Linked DNA regions of Homo sapiens: region 1 is linked to region 2. Evidence: read pairs that join two places in POLR2A ChIA-PET (ENCODE). Cell type or tissue: GM12878. All regions are shown on one strand. Each heading gives the region's core, and the rest is flanking DNA. Links, peaks and the distances in the headings are about the cores only. Region 1 holds the start of S1PR2 (sphingosine-1-phosphate receptor 2). Region 2 has its middle 6.9 kb from the start of CDC37.

Evidence for each region. Peaks named below come from ENCODE experiments on the same cell type or tissue, not always from the same donor. Only the 100,000 strongest peaks of a DNase experiment are listed, where the experiment ranks them.
Region 1: POLR2A ChIA-PET joins it to region 2 with 12 read pairs; 4 of 35 experiments call an interaction of 5 or more read pairs at or near these places.

The regions. Positions count from the first base shown.
Region 1 is chr19:10,230,806-10,243,106 of GRCh38, reverse strand. S1PR2 (sphingosine-1-phosphate receptor 2) reads left to right here and starts at 11,776. Exons shown (of 2, transcript NM_004230.4): 1 at 11,776-11,903. RefSeq lists enhancers at 416-495, 6,596-6,665, 11,222-11,271 and silencers at 4,382-4,571, 4,380-4,674, 11,472-12,131. In GM12878, for the core only: no CTCF peak of the experiment used is centred there; DNase peaks (open chromatin) are centred at 3,656, 4,546 and 6,836; H3K4me3 peaks cover 1,145 bases; H3K27ac peaks cover 3,210 bases.
Region 2 is chr19:10,404,252-10,416,552 of GRCh38, reverse strand. No RefSeq gene overlaps it. Among named protein-coding and RNA genes, the nearest start is that of CDC37, 6.9 kb to the right of the region's middle. RefSeq lists silencers at 1-110, 11,476-11,525 and an enhancer at 7,373-7,482. In GM12878, for the core only: no CTCF peak of the experiment used is centred there; DNase peaks (open chromatin) are centred at 4,122 and 7,787; H3K4me3 peaks cover 1,064 bases; H3K27ac peaks cover 3,799 bases.

The sequences.
Region 1 (12,301 bases), core at 3,001-11,000, 180 kb after region 2:
GGGGGGTGAGGGGTGGTCTCCTATACTAGGGAGAGCTGCCTAAAGCGCCCCTCCCCCATCAACTGTCCAAACATCTGCTGTTTGTTTGTTTTCAGCTCAGCTTGTGTGTAACTGCCAAGCTCCGTGAGGGGGCAAAGCCTCCCACGGAGGGCCTCCCCGCAGTGGGGCTGATTTGCATGGATATTTTCATTCCCTACAGTTCCCTGAGCAACCAGGACAGGCGTGAAGGGTAGAAAAAAAGCCACAGAACTAGCCCTCCAGGCAGGTGTTGGCGAGAACCAGAGAGTCCAACCTCCTTGAGGGCCTGAGACCCTGGGCATGTCACATTGGCTCTCCAGGCCTCAGTTTCCTCCTCTGTAAAATGGGGGTATAGTTGCCCCTACCCACATGGTTCTTGCAGGGCTTAAGCCTGCGAGCCCTGGCATCATCTAGTCCCTGTGCTGTTCTCCCTGCATGGCTCGGGGCTGACCTCTGCACGGGACATCTCCCCTGCCAACTGGCTTCTGGCCACATTTAGCCAATGGGAGGCACTGGGGGCAGATTTTCCGAGAGGAAGGTAGGAGAAGCCAAGATATTTCTTTTCTCTTCTTTTCTTTTTTGAGACGGAGTTTCGCTCTTGTCGCCCAGGCTGGAGTGCAATGGCACGATCTCAGCTCACTGCAACCTCCACCTCCTGGGTTCAAGTGATTCTCCCGCCTCAGCCTCCCAAGTAGCTGGGATTACAGGCACGCACCACCATGCCCGGCTAATTTGGTATTTTTAGTAGAGACGGGGTTTCACCATGTTGGTCAGACTGGTCTTGAACTCCTGACCTCAGGTGATTCACCTGCCTCAGCCGCCCAAAGTGCTGGGATTACAAGCGTGAGTCACCGCACCCGGCCTCTTTTTGCTTTTTTTCTAGGGATAGGGTCTTACTCTGTCACCCAGGCTGTAGTGCAGTGGCACAATCATAGCTCACTGCAGCCTCGACCTCCTGGGCTGACGTGATCCTTCTGCCTCAACCTCCTGAGTAGCTGGAACCACAGGTGCGTGCAACCATACATGGATTTTTTTTTTAAAGATTTTTAAAATAGAGATGGGGGTCTCCTATATTACCCAGGCTGGTCTCAAACCCCTGGCTTCAAGTGATCCTCCCACCTTGGCCTCTCAAAGTGCTGGGATTACAGTCATGAACCACTGCACCCAGCCCAAGATATTTCTCCCCATATGCCTCTGGTAGCACCTCCCATTAGATATCATCTTCCTATATGGTAATTTCTATTTAAATTTTTTACATGGTCTGCCATATCCTTTATTTTTATTATATTTTTTAAGAGATGAGGTTTGGCTATGTTGCCCAGGCCGGAGTCCAACTCCTGGGCTCAAGTGATCCTCCTGCCTCAGCCTCCCGAGTGGCTGGGACTACAGGCCTACACCACCATGCTTGGTTTATGCTAATTTTTTTTTTTTTTTTTGAGATGGAGTTTCGCTCTTATTGCCCAGGCTAGAGTGCAATGGTGCGATCTCGGCTCACCGCAGCCTCCGCCTCCTGGGTTCAAGCGATTCTCCTGCCTCAGCCTCCCTAGTAGCTGGGATCACAGGCATGTGCCAGCATGCCCGGCTACTTTTTTTTTTTTTTTTTTTTTGAGACGGAGTCTCACTCTGTCGCCCAGGCTGGAGTGCAGTGGTGTGATCTCGGCTCACTGCAAGCTCCGCCTCCCGGGTTCACGCCATTCTCCTGCCTCAGCCTTCCGAGTAGCTGGGACTACAGGTGCCTGCCACCACGCCCGGCTAATTCTTTGTATTTTTAGTAGTGACGGGTTTCACCGTGTTAGCCAGGATGGTCTCGATCTCCTGACCTCATGATCCACCTGCCTTGGCCTCCCAGAGTGCTGGGATTACAGGCATGAGCCACTGCGCCCAGCCACATCAGGCTAATTTTGTATTTTTAGTAGAGACACGGTTTCTCCATGTTGGTCAGCCTGGTCTCGAATTCCCGACCTCAGGTGATCCGCCCGCCTCGGCCTTCCAAAGTGCTGGGATTACAGGCATGAGCCACTGTGCCCGGCCTATGCTAATTTTAAAATAATCTCTCCATCCATTTTGTTTTGTTTTGTTTTGTTTTAGACAAAGTCTTACTCTTTCACCCAGGCTGGAGTGCAGTGGTGCAATCTCCGCTCACTGCAACCTCCGCCTCCCGGGTTCAAGCGATTCTCCTGCCTCAGCCTCCCAAGTAGCTGGGATTACAGGCTCCTGCCACTATGCCCAGCTAATTTTTTGTATTTTTAGTAGAGACCGGGTTTCACCATGTTGGCCAGGCTGGTCTCGAACTCCTGACCTCGTGATTTGTCCACCTTAGCCTCCCAAAGTGCTGGGATTACAGGCATGAGACACCGCGCCTGGCCATCGTTTGATTTTTTATCTACGTATTAAATTGACCCATATATTAAATCCCCTCTATTGGAGATACTTCTGTTTTCCTGATTAGACCCTCACTGATGTAAAGCTACTGTCCGGAGGCCAGGCAGAGTGGTTCACTCTTGTAATCTCAGTGCCCTTGGGAGACCAAGGTGGGAGGATCGCTTGAGCCCAGGAGTTCAGGTCCAGCCTGGGCAACATAGTGAGACCAACCTAACCCTCTACAAAAAATGTAAAAGTTAGCTGGGCTTGGTGTCTTGGGCCTGTAGTCCCAGCTACTGGGTAGGCTGAAGTAGGCAGATTGCTTGAACTCACCAGCTTGAGACTACAGTGAGCTATGATTGCGCCACTGCACTCCAGCCTGGGTGACAGAGCAAGACCTTATCTCTAAAAAGATAAAAACTAGGCCGGGCACGGTGGCTCACGCCTGTTATCCCAGCACTTTGGGAGGCCGAGGCGGGTGGATCACGAGGTCAGGAGATCAAGACCATCCTGGCTAACACGGTGAAACCCCGTCTCTACTAAAAATACAAAAAATTAGCCCGGCGTACTGGCGGGTGCCTGTAGTCCCAGCTACTCGGGAGGCTGAGGTAGGAGAATGGCGTGAACCTGGGAGGCGGAGCTTGCAGTGAGCCAAGATTGCGCCACTGCACTCCAGCCTGGGCGACAGAGCCAGATTCCGTCTCGAAAAAAAAAAAAAAAAAGATAAAAAATAAAAATAAATAAATCGCTTCTCGGCCTTTTGGCTAAGATCAAGAAAACAAATAAACAAACACACAAATAATAAGGCTGCTGTGAGAATTTTTTAAACAAAAGTATTGCTTTTTTTGCACAATTTAGATACAATAAAAATCTTCCTGGCCGGGCGTGGTGGCTCACGCCTGTAATCCCAGCACTTTAGGAGGCCGAGGCGGGTGAATCACAAGGTCAGGAGTTCGAGACCAGCCTGGCCAAGATGGTAACACCCCATCTCTACTAAAAATACAAAAATTAGCCAGGCGTGGTGGTGGACACCTGTAAGGTGAGGCAGGAGAATCGCTTGAACCCAGGAGGCAGAGGTTGCAGTGGATCGCGCCACTGCATACTAGCCTGGGCGACAGAGCAAGACTCTGTCTCAAAAGAAAGAAAATCTTCCCTTTTTTGCATACAGTTGTTCACATTTCAAGAAACATATATAGTCACGTAACCAAAACCACAATCAAGATGCAGAATGGTTCCATCGCCAAAAAAAAAAAAATTCCCCCCATGCCCCCCAACTTTTTTTTTTTTTTTAAGACATTGGTCTTACTCTGTTGCTCAGGCTGGAGTGCAGTGGTGCGATCATAGGTGACAGTGGTGTCAAACTGCTGGGCTCAGGCAATCCTCCTGCCTCAGCCTCCGGAATAGCTAGTACAGGCACGTGCCACTGTACCTGACTCATTTTTTTTTTTTTTTTTTTGTAGAGACTGGGTCTCGCTCTGTCGCTCAGGATGGTGTCGAACTCCTGGGTTCCAGCAATTCTCTCACCTCAGCCTCTGAAAGTGCTGGGATTACAGGGGTGAGCCACTGTACCCGGTCCCACCGTGCCCTTTTGCAGTCAACCTCTCCTGTCCCAATATTTCACCGTCCCTATAGTTTTTTTTCTCCTAGAACATTATAGAAATAGAGTCATACAATATGCAACCTTTGCGTTGAACTTCTTTCCCTCATCCTAATACATTTGAGAGTTCTCCATGTGGCTAGGTATCACCAATTCCTTCTTTTTGATTTTTTTTTTTTTTGAGATGGAGTTTCATTTGTTCTTGTCACCTAGTCTGGAGTGCAATGGTGCAATCTCGGCTCACTGCAACCTCCACCTCCTGGGTTCAAGCAATTCTCCTGCCTCAGCCTCCTGAGTAGCTGGGATTACAGGTGCGTACCACCAAACTCAGCTAATTTTTTCGTTTTTAGTAGAGATGGGGTTTCGCCATGTTGTCCAGGCTAGTCTCGAACTCCTGACCTCAGGCGATCCGCCCGCCTCAGCCTCCCAAAGTGCTGAGATTACAGGCATGGTCTTCCATTGTGAGGATGGACTGCAGTTTATCTCTCCTTTCTCTAGCTGAGGGAGCTGCTGTGAGCTATTGAGAGTGAGTCAATATTTGTAAAACACTTAGGGCAGTAACTGGCACGTTATACACATGTCAGCTGTCATGAGCATGCTGGGGTGGGAGGGGCTTGCTGAGAAGTTAGCCTTTTTGAGGTTCCCCTTTCCCCTAATTGTTCATCCTGCTTTTGGCGGGAAGAGAGCCCACCCCTTCCCCAGCTCGAAGGGCCAAGACTGCTTCTGGTGCAGATGTGGCAGAGGCTGGCCTCCAGTGGGAGCCTCCCCACCCCGTCACTGAAGCTGAAAGTGGGCCCTGAGCCCATGGAGGAGATGAGGCTGCCGCAGTTCCCTGATGCCTGCCAAGATCAGCATCTGGGAAGCTTCTCTGTAGCCTGGGGCCCCTTCCCCCAGCGCTGGGGCGATGATGAGAAAGTTGGGATCCATCTCAGACACTTCCCAGGCAGTTCCTCCTGCCAGAGACGAGAGCCAGGGGGGTGGGGGGACAGTGGAGGCCCAGGGAGGATGGAGAACAGGCCTGCGTCTCATGGATTTCAGGGCCATGGTGGGCAACCACAGGATCTGGTGTGAAGGGCCTGGGCCTCCTGGATTTGGGGGAGTTCACAATATCCGGGGTGAAGGTAGGAATGGGGGTCAGAGGGCGTCCCTTCTCCTGGATTATGGAGAACATTCCACATCTCACTGTTGACCAATGTAGTCCTGGCTGGTAACCACTGCCTGTCTGTTCCTACCTGCTGGGGCAGAGATGGGGGTGGTGGCACAGGAATGGGGTGGAGACTCCGAATGAATAAGAAGACAGACAGCCAGGGCTGCTGGATTGAGAGGAGCCGGATGGCTCTAGTTCGAATCTCACCTCTCCTGTATGCCTCAATTTTCCTCCTTCTTTTTTTTTTTTTTTTTTTTTTTGAGATAGAGTCTCGCTCTGTCACCTAGGCTGGAGTGCAATGGCATGATCTTGGCTCACTGCAACCTCCGCCTCCCGGGTGCAAGCAATTCTTGTGCCTCAGCCTCTCGAGTAGCTGGGGTTACAGGTGCGCATCACCATACCTGGCTAATTTTTATCTTTTTAGTAGAGATGGGGTTTCGCCATGTCGGCCAGACTGGTCTCTAACTCCTGATCTCAGGTGATCCGCCTACCTTGATCTCCCAAAGTGCTGGGATTACAGGCGTGAGCCACCGCGCCTGGTCAATTTTCCTCTTCTTTAAAATGGGATTGGCCGGGCACAGTGGCTCACACCTGTAAGAGTGTGAGCCACTTTGGGAGGCCAAGACCAAGGTACATGGAATGGATTACTTCAGGTCAGGAGTTTGAGATCAGCCTGGCCAACATGGTGAAGCCCTGTCTCCACTAAAAATATAAAGATTAGCCAGGCATGGTGGCGCGGGCCTATAATCCCAGCTACTTGGGAGGCTGAGGCAGGAGAATCGCTTGAACCCAGGAGGCGGAGGTTGCAGTGAGCCAAGATCATGCCACTGCCACTCCAGCCTGGGAGACAGAACGAGACTCCATCTCAAAAAAAAAAAAAAAAAAAAAAGGCCAGGCACGGTGGCTCACGCCTGTAATCCCAGCACTTTGGGAGGCCGAGGTGGGCAGATCAGCTTAGGTCAGGAGTTCTAGACCAGCCTGGCTAACACAGTGAAACCCCGTTTCTACTAAAAATACAAAAAATTACCCAGGTGTGGTGGCGGGCGCCTGTAATCCCAGCTACTCGGGAGGCTGAGGCAGGGGAATCCCTTGAACCTGGAAGGCGGAGGTTGCAGTGAGCTGAGATCGCGCCACTGCCCTCCAGCCTGAGTGACAGAGCGAGACTCCATCTCAAAAAAAAAAAAAAAAAAGATGATGATTATCATAATACCCACTTCCTCGGGTTGTGAGGACTCACAGCGCCACATCTAGCACACAGTCGGTGGCTGTGAGTGTTAGCCATTATTGTCACTGACCCTATAATTAGTGGAAGCTAGTTCAAGCCTCTTCCTTCTCCTCTATTTCCCCTGCTGGGAGTTCTCCAAGAAAAGGGCCCTGTTTCCTTCCTCCTCCACTGTTCTCTCACTCAGCCCCCCGCCCCCCGCCACCGGGGTAGGCCAAGCTCTCCTCCTGACCCCCACCAAGACCATCAGGAAGTCCAGGCCTCCAGCGTTTTCCAGTCCTCTGTAGCGCTCCCTTGGCTGACCTGGCGAAGACATTGTGTTGCCTCAGAAGTGGGAGGGAGGCGGAAGTTGCATGTCGGTGTGTCTGTGTGTCCCCGGGGACATCACCTTTGTCTGGGAGCCACGGTTCCCCTGGCAGACGGCCACATATGTCTGCAGCCTTGACATCACCCCTCTGCCCCAACCCCCCAGGTCCCAGGAGAGACTGCAAATTGCTGAGCCAGCCCAGGCATATGAGGGCGGTCACTTCCTCCCCAGCCTTCAGGTCCCCACACAAGACTGAGATTTCCGCTCTGATAGCTCTCAGACGAGGAGAAAACCTAATTTTCTTCGTGCTTCCTCCTCTGCGGATTAAACACCTGGTTTCTAGAGTGTCCAGGCAACACTTCTCACTTGGTAGAAGAGGCAGTGAGGTTTTGCCAAGGTCCAAGTGCGCCCCAAGATCTGGCCCAGAACCCAGCAGACCCTGAAATCGAGCTCAGGAAAAGGGGCAAAGTGTAGAATTGACTAGTCACTTTCTGACTTTCTTTGTATCCCCCCTTCAAAGCCCCATCACCCTGTGTTAGAATTGTCTGGTTTCGGCCGGGCACGGTGGCTCACGCCTATAATCCCAGCACTTTGGGAGGCTGAGGCAGGTGGATCGCCTGAAGTCAGGAGTTCAAGACCAGCCTGGCCAACATGGTGAAACCCCATCTCTACTGAAAATACAAAAATTAGCCGGGTGTGGTGGTGTGCGCCTGTAATCCCAGATACTTGGGAGGCTGAGGCAGGAGAATTGCTTGAACCTGGGAGGTGGAGGTTGCAGCGAGCCGAGATCTTGCCAGTGCACTCCAGCCTTGGCGACAGAGCGAGACTCTGTCTCAAAATAAATAAATAAATAAATAAATAAATAAAAATAATTGTCTGGTTTCTTCTCTGTCTCCTCCATCAGACTGTCAGCTTTGGATGGCAGCAACCAATTAGGCATCACCAGGCTTAGCACAGAGCATTACATGTTGTGTTACATACACACATATATTGCATGCCTATATGTAGCATTAACGTGTTGATTTTTTTTTTTTTTTTGAGATGGGCTCTTACTATATTGCCTGGGCTGGTCTCAGATTCCTGGCCTCAAGCAATCCTCCCGCCTCTGCCTCCCAAAGTGCTAGGATTACAGTTGTGAGTTATCGTGCTTGGCCTGTTGATTTTTTTTTTTTCCAGACAGTGTCTTGCTCTGTCAACTAGGCTGGAGTGCAGCAGTGTGATTTCAGCTAACTTCAACCTCCACCTCTCAGGCTCAAGTGATCCTCCCACCCCAGCCTCATGAGTAGCTGGAACTACAGGCACACACAACCATGCTTGGCTAATGTTTAATTTTTTGTTTTTTCTTTTGTAGAGACGAAGTCTCACTATATTGCGCAGGCTGATCTCAAGCTCCTGGGCACAACTGGTCTTCCCACCTTGGCCTCTCAAAGTGCTGGGATTACAGACATGAGCCACTATCCATGACCAATTTTTTAAAATTTTTAATATATTTTTTGAGATGGAGTTTCACTCTGTCGCCTAGGCTGGAGTGCAGTGGCACGATCTTGGCTCACTGCAACCTCCACCTCCCGGGTTCAAGCAGTTCTCCTGCCCCAGCCTCCAGAGTGGCTGTGACTACAGGCACCTGCTACCACGCCTGGCTAGTTTTTTGTGTTTTTTTTTGTTTGTTTTTTTGTTTTTTTGAGATGCAGTCTCACTCTGTTGCCCAGGCTGGAATGCAGTGGCGGGATCTCGGCTCAGTGCAACCTCCGCCTCCTGGGTTCAAGTGATTCTACTGCCTCAGCCTCCCAAGTAGTTGGGACTACAGGTGTGCACCACTGTGCCCAGCTAATTTTTGTATTTTTAATAGACACCGGGTTTCACCATGTTGGCCAGACTGGTCTTGAACTCCTGACCTCGTGATCTGCCTGCCTCAGCCTCCCAATAATTTTGGTATTTTTAATAGAGATGGGGTTTCACCATATTGGTCAGGCTAGTCTCGAACTGCTGAATTCAGGTGATCCCCTTGCCTCGACCTCTTTGTACATTTTTTTGAATTGGTAATAGAAGCTAAAGATTTCAAACAGCAGGCTGGGCGCAGTGGCTTATGCCTGTAATCCCAGCACTTTGGGAGGCTGAGGCAGGCGGATCACCTGAGGTCAGGAATTCGAGACCAGCCTGGCCAATATGGAGATACCTCGTCTCAAAAAAAAAAAAAAAAAAAAAAAAAAGATTTCAAACAGCCCTCCAGGGTATACCATGAAAAGCTGTTTCTTCTTACCTCGTTTCCCTGCCCCCTGGTTCCTCTCCCTAAGAGTAACTGTTGTGACTAGGGTCTGGTGCCTTCTCCCAGAGACAGACTGTGTGTCACAGGCAAATGTGTGTGTATTTATATAGTTCTTATAAATACACCCAGAAATGCAATGCATACTGGTCTACACTGTACTTTTTCAACTTAATATGTTGAAGACCATTTCCCATCAGTACACACAAGACTACTCCATTTATTTATTTAGTTTTATTTATTTATTTATTTAAAATGGAGTATTGCTGTGTCACCCAGGCTGGAGTGCAATGGCATGATCTCGGCTCACTGGAACCTCTACCTCCAGGGTTCAAGCAATTCTCCTGCCTTAGCCTCCCGAGTAGCTGGGACTCCAGGCACACACTACCATTCCCGGCTAATTTTTGTACTTTTAGTACAGATGGGGTTCGCCATGTTGGCCAGCCTGGTCTTGAACTCCTGACCTCAGGTGATCCACCTGCCTTTGCCTCCCAAAGTGCTGGGGTTACAGGTGTGAGCCATTGCACCCAGCCTCTTTATTTTTATTTTATTTTTTGAGACGGAGTCTTGCTCTGTTGCCCAGGCTGAAGTCCAATAGCACCATGTTGGCTCACTGCAACGCCCGCCTCCCCGGGTTCAAGCGATTCTCCTAACTCAGCCTCCCGAGTAGCTGGGATTACAGGCGCCCGCCACCACGCCCGGCTAATTTTTTGTATTTTTAGTAAAGAAAGGGTTTTGCCATATTGGCCAGACTGGTCTCGAACTCCTGACCTCAAGTGATCCACCCACCTTGGAGTCCTAGAGTGCTGGGATTACAGGCGTGAGCCACCATGCCCAGCCAATTTTTATATTTTTTGTAGAGATGGAGTTACACCATGTTGCCCAGGCTAATCTAGAACTCCTAGGGTCAAGCAATCCACCCACCTTGGCTTCCCAAACTGTTGGGATTACAGTCGTGAGCCACCGTGCCTGGCCAGATTATGTTTATAACATATAATGTCTACATTTTCACAAATGGTACCCTCATAAAAAGCCATATTTCCCACCTGAACATAAGATCCACTGGGTTGGCCAGGCACGGTTGTTCATGCCTGTAATCCCAGCACTTTGGGAGGCCAAGGCGGGCAGATCATGAGGTCAGGAGATCGAAACCATCCTGGCCAACATGGTGAAACCTCCATCTCTACTAAAACTACAAAAATTAGCTGGGCATGGTGGCGCATGCCTGTAATCCCAGCTACTCAGGAGGCTGAGGCAGAAGAATCGCTTGAACCCGGGAGGCAGAGGTTGCAGTGAGCCGAGATAGTGCCACTACATTCCAGCCTGGCGACAGAGCTAGACTCTGTCTCAAAAAAAAAAAAAAATCCATCTGGTCAAGGAGTTTTTCCTTTTTGTTGCTGTTGTTGTTGTTCACTGCTGTGCCCAGTAGGTGCATAAAAAATATTTGTTGCCAGGTGCTGTGGTTTACATTTGTAATCCCAGCACTTGGGGAGGCCGAGGCAGGCGGATCACTTGAGGTCACGAGTTCGAGACCAGCCTGGCCAACATGGTGAAACCCTGTCTTTACTAAAAATACAAAAAAATCAGCCAGGCGTGGTGGCACGCGCCTGTATTTCCAGCTACTTGTGAAGCTGAGGCACAGGAATAGCTTGAACCTGGGAGGCAGAGGTTGCAGTGAGCTGAGATGGCACCACTGCACCCCAGCCTGGGAGATAAAGGAAGACTCTGTCTCAAACAAAAAAATTTTGTTGCTGGAATGAGGGGCTTTCCTATCCTGTTGTCGAACTGCTGGTTACACACACACACACACACACACACACACACACACACACACACATCATTCGATGAAGGTGTAGTGTCCATCATTTCCGCAGGCAGGCACACAGAAATGCCCAGGAATTAGTGAAAATTGGAAATCTGGATAGAAGACTGGGCCCGACGCTGGAAGGCAGGCACAAACTGGGCCCCGCCAGAGGGGACAGTGATCTACAGAGGCAGGAAAGAGTGTGGAGTGTCCCCAGTCCCCCAAGGGAAACAGGGCAGCACCTGAATTCTGGAGGTCCTATCAAGGGAGAGACTGGTCAGGCACAGTGGCTCACGCCTGTCATTCCAGCACTTTGGGAGGCTGAGGCAGTAGGATTGCTTGAATGCAGCAGTTCAAGACCAGCCTGGGCAACACAGCGAGACCCCATCTCTACAAAAAACTGCAAAAAATTAGCCAGGCATGATGGCGCACCTGTAGTCCCAGCTACTCTGGAGGCTGAGGCAGGAGGCTGAGGCTCCCGTGAGCTATGATTGAGCCACCACACTCTGGCCTGGATGACAGAGCAAGACCATGTCTCAAAAAAAGAAAAAAAAAAAGAGATCAATTTTGTCTTTGGGACAGGACATCGCACTTAGTAGGAATTTATTTGTTGGGTGGACACACAGTAGGCACTTAATGCCTATTTGCTGCGTTGACACCTAGTAGGTACTTCCAAGGCTCTTTGTTGAGTCAATAAATGTGACCTCGTGTTTTCTTCCAAGTCCAGGGTCCCAGGGGTAAGCCCAGAGGTAACCTGGGGTTGAAGACAGTTGTTTCAGGTTGAGGCCACCTGGCCAGGAGTACTGTGACGTCACCAGGCTGCGTGACGTTTCGCGCCGGCCGGTTCTCACGGGTGGGGGCTGGGAGGGGCAGAGTGAGAGATCGGGTGGGGGGGGCGGACAAAGGGCCCTCCGTGCAGCTCCTGTCGGCCCCCGCGTGCGCCCCGGCCAGCCGGCCGGTCACATCTGGAATTCATTGCAGCCGCCGCCGGAAAGGGGAGGAGAGGAGGGCGGGGCGAGCGGGGGGCAGAGGCGGCGGCTCTCCGCCCCCCCCTCTGTCCCTCGTCCCAGCCCCGGGACTTAGCCGAGCCCGGCTGGCAACCCCAGCCCCAGCCGCGGCCGCCCTGGGGACGCAGACGCCAAGGCCCCTCCGGCCAGGGCCGGGAGCCGGGCCGGCCTAGCCAGGTGAGCGCGCGTGGCGACAAGGAGGCAGAAAAGGCGGGCCTGGTCCCCTGAGGTCTCGGGATCCGAGCTGAGGGGCCCCAATCGGGGGGCTGGGGCGCGCACGCGCCGCCTGGGTTCCTGCTGCACGGAGCGGGTGGTCACAGTGCGCCCTCTCCAAGAATCCGGGCGGCCCCCACTGCCTCGGCCGCGAACCCGCAGACTGTGCTCCCCGCCTTTCTCAGCGGCAGGAAGTTGGCGCCGGGGAGAAGGCTGAATCCGAGCGCTTTCGACTGGAGTCTTTGGGAGGCAGGACGCCGTGCTCGGGGACCGGGGTCTTGGGGAGTGTGTTTGGGGGGGGGCAACACCCCTCCTGGCTGACTCCGGCTGAGCGAGGGCAAAAGGATGTGCGCGCCGTGGAG
Region 2 (12,301 bases), core at 113-8,112:
CGTGCGGCGCGTGGTCCGAGCCGGGGGCCGGAGGAAGCGTCTCCTCCGAGCTGTTGGGCTTTTAAGCCTTAAACCCGAAATAGCTCCGATGTGCGGGGGCCGGGCGCAGAGAGACGGCGGCTTGGGCACAGATGGGGGACGCACAGGCAGAGGCGCGTGGAGACAGACAGGGACGTGTGGAAATAGAAACAGACAGACAGGGACACAGACGCCGTTCCCGAAGACGGGTGCGCTCTGCAGCCACCGATCCTTGTCTGAAATGCTTGGGGGAGGGAGAGGCTGGCTTACTTTACCTTGGCACCCAGGCGCTGAAGATTATTGCTGTGCGGCCATGGGTCAGTGTCTTAAACTCTGTGAGCCTCAGTTTCTTTTCTGTGAAATGGAATGATATTCCCTACAGGGTCCATGTGAGAATGAAATGAGATCAAACCATATTGAACAGAATAGTGTCTGGCACTCAGTAAATATTTAATAAATGGTAACATCTGACCCTGTGGGAGCCTGTTAGAACTCGATTCAGATCATGATCTTCCTCTACTCAGAGCCCTAATAGCTCTTACCTCACTCAGAGGAAACGTCAAAGTCCTCGCGTGGCCCACACAGTCCTGCTAGATAACGCCCAGTCACCTTCCTGCCCTCAGCTCCAGCCACACTGGTCTAGCTGTTTCTGGACACAGCAAGCATGCTGGTGCCTCAGGCCCTTTGCACTTTCAGTTCTGTCCACCTGGAACTCTTCCCCCAAATATCCGCAGGTTGGCCAGATGCGGTGGCTCAGGCCTGTAATCCCAGCACTATGGAAGGCCAAAGCAGGTGGATCACTTGAGGTCAGGAGTTCGAGACCAGCCTGGCCAACATGGTGAAACCCCATTTCTACTAAAAATACAAAAATCAGCCGTGCGTGGTGGCAGGCGCCTGTAGTTCCACCTACTTGGGAGGGTGAGGCAGGAGACTGGCTTGAGCCTGGGAGGTGGAGGTTGCAGTGAGCCGAGATCGGGCCACTGCACTCCAGCCTGGGCAACAGATCGAGACTCCATCTCAAAAAAAAAAAAAAAAAAAATCCGCAGGTCCCTTACCTCTTTTAGGTCTTTGCTTATATCTCATCCTTTCAGGCATTTCTTTCTTTCTTACCCCACCCCCACTTAAAATTATAATACAACCTCCTAGGACTTCTGGTCCCCCTTTTCCCGCTCTTCCCCCCTCATACCACACTATGTAATTTGTTTATTACATTTATTGTCTGTGTCTCCTCACACTGGAATATTAGCTGCAGGAGGGCACGAAAACTTTGTTTAATTATTATGTTAACAATAATGTAGTATTATTCTTTACTATCTCCTGAGCGTCCTGAACAGAATCCGGAACATAATAGGCTTTTAATAACCTGTTCAATGTCAGGTTATTATTGAGAGCCTGATAGTGTAATGTTCCTAACAGTTCTACTGTGTACTAGCTGGTTTATCCCCTACTTTGGTTCTTTTGTTTCTACTTTTTAAATAGAGACTGGGGTCTCACTATGTTACCCAGGCTGGTCTCAAACTCCTGAGCTCAAACTAAAGCTCAAACTCAAAGTGCTGGAATTACAGGTGTGAGCCATCACACCCAGCCTAGTTCTCATTTCTTTATTTTTTTTAATATTTATTTATTTATTTATTTATTTGAGACAGGGTCTCACTCTGTTGCCCAGGCTGGAGTGCAGTGGCACCATTGCACAGCTCACTGCAGCCTCGACCTCCCAGGCTCAGGCTATCCTCCCACCTCAGCCTCCAGAGTAGCAGCTGGTACTACAGGCACGCGCCATCATGCCTGGCTAATTTTTGTTTTTGTTGTTTTGTAGAGATGGGGTCTTGCCATGTTGCCCAGGCTGGTCTCAAACTCCTGGACTAAAGTGCTCCTCACACCTCAGCCTCCCAAAGTGCTGGGATTACATGAACCCATGTTCATGCTGGGCATGAACCACTATGCTCAGTCTGGTTCTTATTTCTTTTTCTTGCCTTATTGCCTTAGCTAGCACTTCAGTTCAATGTAAATTAATGGAAACTAATGTAAACATCATTTCTTCAACCTAGCCTTTAGCACCTGGTGGGCCCTCAACAGACATTTGTTGAACAAATGGATGAATGTATAAAGATAGCTTAGGCCAGGCACGGTGGCTCACGCCTGTAATCCCAGCACTTTGGGAGGCCGAGACAGGCGGATCACGAGGTCAGGAGATCGAGACCATCCTGGCTAACACGGTGAAACCCCACCTCTAGTAAAAATACAAAAAATTAGCCGGGCCCGGGGGCGGGCGCCTGTAGTCCCAGCTGCTCGGGAGGCTGAGGCAGGAGAATGGCGTGAACCCGGGAGGCAGAGCTTGCAGTGAGCTGAGATCATGCTACTGCACTGCAGCCTGGGTGACCTGGGTGACAGAGCGAGACTCCATCTCAAAAAAAAAAAAAGATAGCTTAAAGGTCACCTCCATTTTTCAGCCAGACTGCCCCAGTCCATGTTCTGGGCCCCCACTGCAGGTTTTTCTACCCCCATTAAAGCACTCACCACTCTGATTGTAACCTGTATTCTCCAGCAAACAGAGCAAGAAATGGTACCCATTCATTGTGGCCCTCAGCCTCGACCTCCTGGGCTAAAGCAGTCCTCCCATCTCAGCCTCCTGAGTAGCTGGGATTACAGGCACACACCACCATGCCCAGCTAATTTTTGTTTTTTGGGTTTTTGTTTGTTTGTTGTTTTGTTTGTTTTTTTGAGACAGAATCTTGCACTGTCGCCCGAGCTGAAGTGCAATGGCACAATCTCGGCTCACTGCAACCTCTGCCTCCCGGGTTCAAGTGATTCTCCTGCCTCAGCCTCCTGAGTAGCTGGGATTACAGGCACCTGCCACCACGCCTGGCTAATTTTTTGTATTTTTAATAGAGACGGGGTTTCACTATGTTGGTCAGGCTGATCTCAAATTCCTGACCTCATGATCCACCTGCCTTGGCCTCCCAAAGTGCTAGAATTACAGGCGTGAGCCACCATGCCTGGCCTTAATTTTTGTATTTTTTGTAGTGATAGAGTTTCACCATGTTGCCTAGGCTGGTCTGGAACTCCTGGGCTCAAGCAAACCTCCCACCTCGACCTCCCAAAGTGCTGGGATTACAAGCATGGGCCACCATGCCTGGCCTAAAAAGTAAACATGTTTTAATAAAAAAAAAAAGAGAGAGAAAGAAGCTGCAGCAAGTTACCCAGAAGAAATCTAGCTAAAATTATTGATGAAGGTGGCTACAATCAACAACAAATTGTTCAGTGTAGACAAAATAGTCTTTTTTTTTTTTTTTGAGATGGAGTGTCGCTCTGTTGCCCAGGCTGGAGTGCAGTGGCGCGATCTTGGCTCACTGCAAGCTCCACCTCCTGGGTTCACGCCATTCTCCTGCCTCAGCCTCCCAAGTAGCTGGGACTACAGGCACCTGCCACCATGCCCGGCTAATTTTTTTTTTTTTTTGTATTTTTAGTAAAGATAGGGTTTCACTGTGTTAGCCAGGATGGTCTCGATCTCCTGACCTCATGATCCGCCCACCTCAGCCCCCCGAAGTGCTGGGATTACAAGCGTGAGCCACAGCTCCTGGTCTATTTTTTTTTTTTTTTTTTCTGAGTCAGAGTCAGGGGGATGGGAAGAGCCTGTTGCTCAGACTGGAGTGCAATGGCAAGATTGCAGCTTACTGCAACCTCCGCCTCCCAGGTCAAGCGATTCTCATGCCTCAGCCTCCGGAGTAGCTGGGATTACAGGTGCGTGCCACCACGCCTACCTAATTTTTTGTATTTTTATAGAGACGGGGTTTCACCATGTTGCCCCGTCTGGTTTCTAATTCCTAGGATTATAGGCGTGAACCACGGCGCCTGCCCAACAAAATAGTCTTCTATTGGAAGTAGATGCCAACTAGGACTTTCACCCTAGAGAGAAGTGAAGTCAATGACTGGCTTCAAAGGACAGCCTGACTCTTGTTAAGGGCTAATGCAGCTGGTGGCTTTCGGTTGAAACCAATTCTCATTTACTATTCTGAAAATCCTGGGGACCTTTAGAATGATGTTAAGTGTACTTGGCCTCTGAGCTATAAATAGAACAACAAAGCCTGGGTGACAGCACATCTGTTTACTGAATATTTTAAGCCAACAGTTGAGACTTCCTGTGCAGAAAAAAGTTTCATTTCAAAATATGACTGCTCATTGTCAATGCAACTGGTCACCCAAGAGCTCTGATGGAGATGTACAAGGAGATGTTTTCATGCCTGCTAACACAGCGTCCATTCTGCAGCCCACTGATCAAGGAGTACATTTGACTTTCAAGTATTATTATTATTATCTTATTTATTTATTTATTTTGAGACTGAGTCTTGCTCTGTCACTCAGGCTAGAGTGCAATGGTGCCATCTCAGCTCACTGCAACCTCTGCCTCCTGGGTTCAAGAGATTCTCCTGCTTCAGCCTCTCAAGTAGCTGGGATTACAGGTGCCCACCACCACGCTAGGCTAATTTTTGTATATTTAGTAGAGACGGGGTTGTACCATGTTGGCCAGGCTGGTCTTGAACTCCTGACCTCAAGTGATCCACCTGCCTCGGCCTCCCAAAGTGTTGGGATTACAGGCATGAGCCACCACCGCCCGACCTGTTCTCCTATTTTTAAAAATTGCCACAACCACCCCAACCTTCAGCAACCACCACCCTCATCAGTCAGAAGCCATCAACATTGAGGCAGGACCCTCCACCAGGAAAAAGATTATGACTTGCCGAAGGCTCAGATGATGGTTAGCTTTTCTTAGCAAGAAAGGTTTTTTTGTTTTTGTTTTTGGTTTTTTTTCAAACAGGGTCTCACTCTATCGCTCAGGCTGGAGTACAGTGGCGTGATCTTGGCTCACTGCAATCTCCGCCTCCGGGGTTTAAGCGATTCTCCTGCCTCGGCCTCTGGAGTAGCTGGGACTACAGGCGTGCACCACCATGCCCAGCTAATTTTTGTATTTTTTGGTAGAGATGGGGTTTCACCATGTTGGCCAGGCTGGTGTCAAACCCTTGGGCTCAAGTGATCTGCCCGCCTCAGCCAAAGTGCTGGGATTATAAGCATGAGCCACCACACCCGGGCAGCAATAAAGTTTTTAAGGTTTTTCTGTTTTGTTTTTGAGACAGGGTCTCACTCCGTTGCACAGGCTGGAGTGCAGTGCTGTGATCATAGCACACTGCAGCCTTGTCCTCCTGGGCTCAAGCTATCCTCTCACCTCAGCCTCCCAAGTAGCTGGGACCACAGGTGAGCACCAACATGCCCAGCTAATTTTTAAATTTTTTTCGTAGAAATGAGGTCTCACTATGTTGACCAGGCTAATAAAGTATTTTAAAATTAAGGTATATGCATTGTTGTTTTAGACATAATGCTATTGCATACTTAATATACATATGGTATAGTGTCAGCATAATTTTTACATGCACTAGGAAACCAAAAATTTTTTGTATCACTTTATTGTGATACTCGCTTTATTGTGGTAGTCTAGAACTCAACTCACAGTATCTCTCAGCTCTGTCTGTATACTTTAGAGCAAATTACTCAGCCTCTCTGGCCCTCAGTTTTGTCATCTGTAAAATAGGAATAATATTCACACCCATCTGATGGGGTTGTTGTGAGGATGAAGTGAAGTAATGCACGTGAATTTATTTCTGTTCCCCTTTTTTTTTTTAAATTGAGACAGTCTCGTTCTGTTGCCAGGCTAGAGTGCAGTGGCACAATCTCAGCTCACTGCAACCTCTGCCTCCTGAGTTCAAGTGATTCTCCTGCCTCAGCCTCCCAAGTAGCTGGGACTACAGGTGCACACCACCACACCCAGCTAATTTTTGTACTTTTAGTAGAGACGGGGTTTCACCATGTTGGCCAGGATAGTCTCAATCTCTTGACCTCATGATCTGCCCGCCTCAGCCTCCCAAAGTGCTGGGATTACAGGAGTAAGCCACCGTGCTCGGCCTATTTTCATTTTGTTAAGAGACAAGGGTCTTACTCTGTTGCCCAGGCTGGAGTGCAGTGATGTTATCACACCTCACTGTAGCCTTAAACGCCTGGGCTCAAGTGATCCTCTCGCCTCGGCTTCTCAAGTAGCTGGGACTACAGGTGAGCACCACAACGCCCAGTTAATTTTTAAATTTTTTGTAGAGAGGGTGTCTTGCCATGTTGCCCAGGCAGGTCTGGAATTCCTTGGCTCAGGTGATCCTCCTGCCTCAGCCTCCCAAAGTGCTGGGATTACAGGCGTGAGCCACCATGTCTGGCCAACCCACCAGCCCCTTTGTTGTTCTTCAAACACCTAGAACATATTCAGACCTCAGATATCCTGTTGCTTTTCCCATCCCCCTGACTCTGCTTGTGTTTTCTTTTTCTTTTTCTTTCTTTTTTTTTTTCCTTGAGACGGAGTCTCGCTTTGTTGCCCAGGCTGGAGTGCAGTGGCGCGATCTCAGCTCACTGCAACCTCCGCCTCCCAGGTTCACGCCATTCTGCTGCCTCAACCTCCCGGGTTCATACCATTCTCCTGCCTCAGCCTCCCGAGTAGCTGGGACTACAGGCGCCTGCCACCACTCCCAGCTAATTTTTTGGTTTTTTTTTTAGTAGAGACGGGGTTTCAGCATGTTAGCCAGGATGGTCTCGATTTCCTGACCTCGTGATCCACCCACCTCGGCCTCCCAAAGTGCTGGGATTACAGGCGTGAGTCACCGCTCCCAGCCCTGCTTGTGTTTTCTTTGCCTTAGACTTATAATTTTTTTCTTTTTTTGAGACAGAGTTTAGCTCTTGTCATCCAGGCTGGAGTGCAATGGTGTGATCTCGACTCACTGCAACCTCCGCCTCCAGGGTTCAAATGATTCTCCTGCCTCAGCCTCCTGAGTAGCTGGGATTACAGGCGCCTGCCACCACGCGCAGTTAATTTTTGCATTTTCAGTAGAGACGGGGTTTCGCCATGTTGGCCAGGCTGGTCTCAAACTCCTGGCCTCAAGCAATTCCCCTGCCTTAGCTTCTCAAAGTGTTGGGATTACAGGCGTGAGCCACTGCGCCCGGCCTATTGTTTGTAATCTTGAAGAGGAACCCTGCGTGTGCATTTTCCCTAGGCTCTGCAAATTCTGTTGCTCAAAGTCTCAAGGATTTGTGAAATGAAGAAAGCAATGAAGAAGACGATGTTGGAGGGGTCCAGCCGGCCAGGCGAGAGAGGCAGAGACATGCCCCTTACTGCTGTCAGGACACAAGTGCACATTTGCGGCAATCAGCCCTGGCTGCAGCCCAGGCGAGGGAGGCAGGGCCCGGGAGTGCTCAGGGTGGAGGGATGCCTCTAGGCCTGCCTTCTCCTTCCCTGGACAGCAGGCCGCTGGAGATGGGGGTCCAGATGGCAGCACAGGCTGCTCTGGACAGCTGGCATCAGGCTCAGGCCACGAGAGTCCTTTTCCCCCACCCATGTTGTCAGCACCGTCAGCTACCAGCCCAGCCTGGGAGCCACTGGCCTGGCCTGGCAGAGGAGAGCTGATGTCACCCAGCCCGACATCCCGCCCACTCCCCACTTCCTTCAACAGAAGGATGTGGCGATGTGCAGCAAATAACAGGGAAGTGAGAATAAAAGCCCCTGCCCACACCATGGCCCTGAATATTCACGGCTGCCCAAGCTCCATGCTCAAAGCTGACGCAGGTCTCGGAAGGATTGTGAAGGACTCCAGGCATGTGTGTGCAAATACATGCATATATGTGCATGAACTTCATACCTGGCTGTGCATGTGCCAATGGGCTGGTGGAACCTTCTGTGAGTCTAAGTGTTGCATAGTTGAAACCGAATTGTACCCGCAGGAATCTATGTGTCAGGGCAATACCACATCGGTCTATGTGAATAAGAGGTTGGCTGTGCCTGTGTGACTGTAATATGAATGTGTAGGTGTGTGGGGGTGTCACTGTGTGAAGATGCAGCGGAAAACAGTATTTCACAGTGCCTAGAAATGCAGGTTCCGGGGGCTGGGCGCAGTAGCTCACGCCTATATTCCCAGCACTTTGGGAGGCCAAGGCAGGGGAATCGCTTGAGGCCAGCAGTTTGAGACCAGTGAGGGCAACATAGCGACACCCCATCTCTTTTCTTTTCTTTTTTGAGGCAGGTCTCCTGCTGTTGCCTGGGTTGGTATGCAGCGGTGCGATCATAGCTCACTGCAGCCTCCAACTCTTGGAGACCCCGTCTTTAAAATGAAATGAAAAAAAAAATTAGCCATGTGTGGTGCTGTGCACCTGTAATCCCAGCTACTCAGGAGGCTGAGGCAGGAGGGTTGCTTGAGCCCAGGAGTTTGAGGCTGCAAGTGAGCTGCGATTGCCACTGCACTCCAGCCTGGGTGACAGAGTAAGATCCTGTCTTTAAAAAGAAAGGAGGGCTGGGCGCAGTGGCTCATTGGGAGCACTTTGGGAGGCCAAGACGGTCGGATCACCTGAGGTTGGGAGTTTTCAACCAGCCTAGCCAATATGGTGAAACCCCATCTCTACTAAGAATACAAAAAATTCGCTGGGTGTGGTGGCGCGTGCCTGTAATCCCAGCTACTCGGGAGACTGAGGCAGGAGAATCACTTGAATCCGGGAGGCAGAGGTTGCAGTTAGCCAAGATCGAGCCACTGCATTCTAGCCTGGGCGTGACAGAGTGAGACTCTGTCTCAATTAAAGAAAGAAAGAAAGAAAGGAAGGAAGGAAGGAAGGAAGGAAGGAAGGAAGGAAGGAAGGAAAAAGAGTTCATGTCCTTTGCAGGGACATAGATGAAGCTGGAAACCATCATTCTCAGCAAACTAACACAAGAACAGAAAACCAAACACCGCATGTTCTCACTCATAGGTGGGAGCTGAACAATGAGAATACATGGACACCAGGAGGGGAACATCACACACTGGGGCCTGTTGGGGGGTGGGGGGCTAGGGGAGGTATAACATTAGGAGAAATACCTAATGTAGATGACAGGTTGATGGGTGCAGCAAACCACCATGGCACGTGTATACCTGTGTAACAAACCTGCACGTTCTGTACATGTATCCCAGAACTTAAAGTATAATAAATAAATTAATTAGTTAAAAAAAGGAGAAAGAAAAAAGAAATGCAGGTTCCAGGTTTAAATCTCTGCTCAGCCACTCAGTCCCCATGGCCACTTTTCTGTGATGTGTATTAGTGGGATTATGTTTGGGTTTGAGTGTGTGTGTGCTGAATTCAGCTTCTGCAGGAAGTCTTTCTAAACACCCAGCCACACCCTCTATTTCTATCAGTATCCTAATAACAATGTGTCATTATATCTTTTTGATCATGTTATTTCATTTCAGTTTCCTCCACTAAATGTCAGCTCCACTGGGGCAGGGAGTTTTGTTCTGTTAATTGCTGTGTCCCTGGCACCTGGTACATAGTAGGTGCTGAATAAATATTGAATAGATGAAAGCAGTGCTGTGTCTATATGCTATGTGGGGAAGAGTGGGCACTGGCTGGACACCATGAGTTCCTGGGCACACAGTGCTCAGTTCTGGTCTCTGTCCACAGCTGTTCACAACCCTTGCTTTAACCACCTTCTTTTTTTTTTTTTTTTTTTTTTTTGGTGAGGCAGAGTCTCACTCTGTCTCCCAGGCTGAAGTGCAGTGACGTGATCATGGCTCACTACAGCCTCGACCTCCTGGGCTCAAGTGATCCTCCCACCTCAGCCTCCCAATTATCGGGATTACAGATGTGAGCCATCGTGCTGGGCCCATCTTCAATTTTGTAGAAATGTTGACATTCTGGGATTCACTGTCTCCTGTATCAAATTCAAGGGAGTGGGGTGGATTGGTTTATGCTAAGCCTTCTTCCTAATCTACAGTTCTAGAATCTAGTCTTAAACTAATCCCCTCTTTAATTCATTTAAGATTTTCTTTTTTTTGAGTTTTGCTCTTGTCACCCAGGCTGGAGTGCAATGGCACTATCTCAGCTCACTGCAACCTCTGCCTCCCGGGTTCAAGCCATTCTCCTGCCTCAGCATCCTGAATAGCTGGGACTACAGGCGTGTGCCACCATGCCCAGCTAAGGATTTATTTTTTGTTTTTATTTTTTTTTAGAGATGGGTGTCGCTGGGATCCTCCAGCCAGCCTCCCGAGTAGCTGGGACTACAGGCTCACACCAGGGTGCCACGCTCATTCAACATTTATTGAGCACCTACTGTGTGCCAGGCACTGTTCTAGACCTGATCCTGCCCTCATGAGCTCAGACCCAAGGAGGAAGGCAGGCAGGATCCAGAAGTCTTACTTAATCTGTTTTTTGTTTTTTGTTTTTTTTTCTGACAGAGTCTTGCTCTGTCACCCAAACTGGAGTGCAGTGGTGTGATCTTGGCTCACTGCAACCACCGCCTCCCGGGTTTAAGCAATTCTTCTGCCTCAGCCTCCCGGGTAGCTGGGATTACAGGCGCCTGCCACCACGCCCGACTAATTTTTGTATTTTTAGTAGACATGGGGTTTCACCATGTTGGCCAGGCTGGTCTCGAACTCCTGACCTCAAGTGATCCGCCTGCCTCGGCCTCCCAAAGTGCTAGGATTACAGGCGTGAGCCACTGTGCCCAGCTTCTCCTTTAATCTTGAGTGCCTTTCCCTAGTCTCTCTCTGTCCGAGGACAGAATTTTAGTCTTCACAGTCTGAAATCACCCGCGGGGATTTGTATGTTTATACAGGGATCCTGCTCCCTCACTAGCCAGGAGCAGGGACCCCTACTGGGTTTGTTGGTTGCTGCTGCCCCAAAGCCTGGTCACAGTGCCCAGTACATCGTAAGTAGACACTTGGGAAAGAGATGTGAAATGAGCTAATAAATAAAATGATGGCGCAAAAGCAGGCTCCGCGAGCACGATTTCGCGGAATCCTAGGTGTGTGTCATTACCCACTTTGCAGAGGAGGAAATTGAGACTCAGGAAGGCAAAGCCGCCTGCCGGGCCCCACCGCAGCTCAGTGGTATGTGGCTATGGGATGTAGCAGAAGAAGCAAAGGTAGCCCCAAAAAGCGTTCCCAATTCCCGCAAACCTCCCCCCCACACACACACACAGGCAGGAGAGACATAGCAGGGTTTGCACCGATGGGGGTGGGATGGGGACCGGGGACAGAGGGACAGTGCAAAGCAACTTAGGGGTCTCTCTCCTCAGTCCCCAGGGCTGGAGGTGCTGTGCTGGCAGATTAGGAAATGCTTGGGGTTGATGGGGAAGCTTCCGGCGCTCTATCCCCAGTTCTGGAAGCTGAGGCTCCGGGAACCCTGTTTTGCTGAAGCTGGGCAGCTCCAGTCTCCAGAGCCAGGAAGAGACCCCCGCGCCTATCCGGGAATCCCCGACATCTGGGATTCTCTCCAAACACCCCCAGGCTGATGACGGGGCCGAATCCCTAAAGGGCATACGGTGGGGGTGGGGGTACGACTTTCCTGGGGAGCCGGGGAACCCCCTACCTTCCTGGCCCCCTCCCACTGTGGCACCGTGTCCCCCTCCCCACCGCAGCTCGCAGCCCCAAGCTTACCTTGCGGGGGGCCTGGGGAGGGGATGCCCCGCCCTCCCTGGCCTGGGGGGCGGGAGGGGACGGGGGTGTCCAGACCCTTTGTTTGCTGGTGTGTGTGTGTATGTGTGTGTGCGATTGTGAGAGCCGCCGGGGTGTGGGTCCGTGCGCGCGCGTGCCCGGGCCGTGACGGCCACTGATGTGCTGGACTGCCAGGGTGGAGGGGAAGAGGGAGGGGTAGGAGATGGGGACTCCCCCGCCCCTGCCCGCCCACTCGCGGGTTTGAATGAAGCGCGAGGGGGAAGGGCGGCAGCGGGAGGACGTTTTTGTCCGATGGCCCTTCCCGCTCCATGCACCGGGGAATCCTCCCCCTTCTGGAGAACTTCGCTCGCTCTCTCCAGGCACTGCCTCCAACGTCGGCTCCAGGGGAGACTAGGAAGAGGCGCCCCTCACCGGAGTGGCTGGAGCTCCTCCTATCCAGCCTGACCCCCGAGGGAGCACCCTTTAATCTGAGATAATCCTGGCCCAAGGCTGCAACACGGCCTATTATCCTGGTATCAAAGCGTGGATTGGGATGCATGGAAGTGTGAGGTGGTCGAGGCCCTGCATGCTTAGAGTAATGGAGTCCTTAGAGCCCCGGCGGAGGAAGCGTACCCCAAGACGAACGGGGAGGGGCTATGCGTGGCCCCAGACTGTGACGACAAGGAAAGCCCCCTTCCACCCCTCCACGATTCCCCCCACCAAGCGCGGGGCCAGGAATACGCGCCGTGGGCTAGACTCTAGCGACACCCAGCGGCCAGCGGGGTGGGGAGCCGAGACCCGTT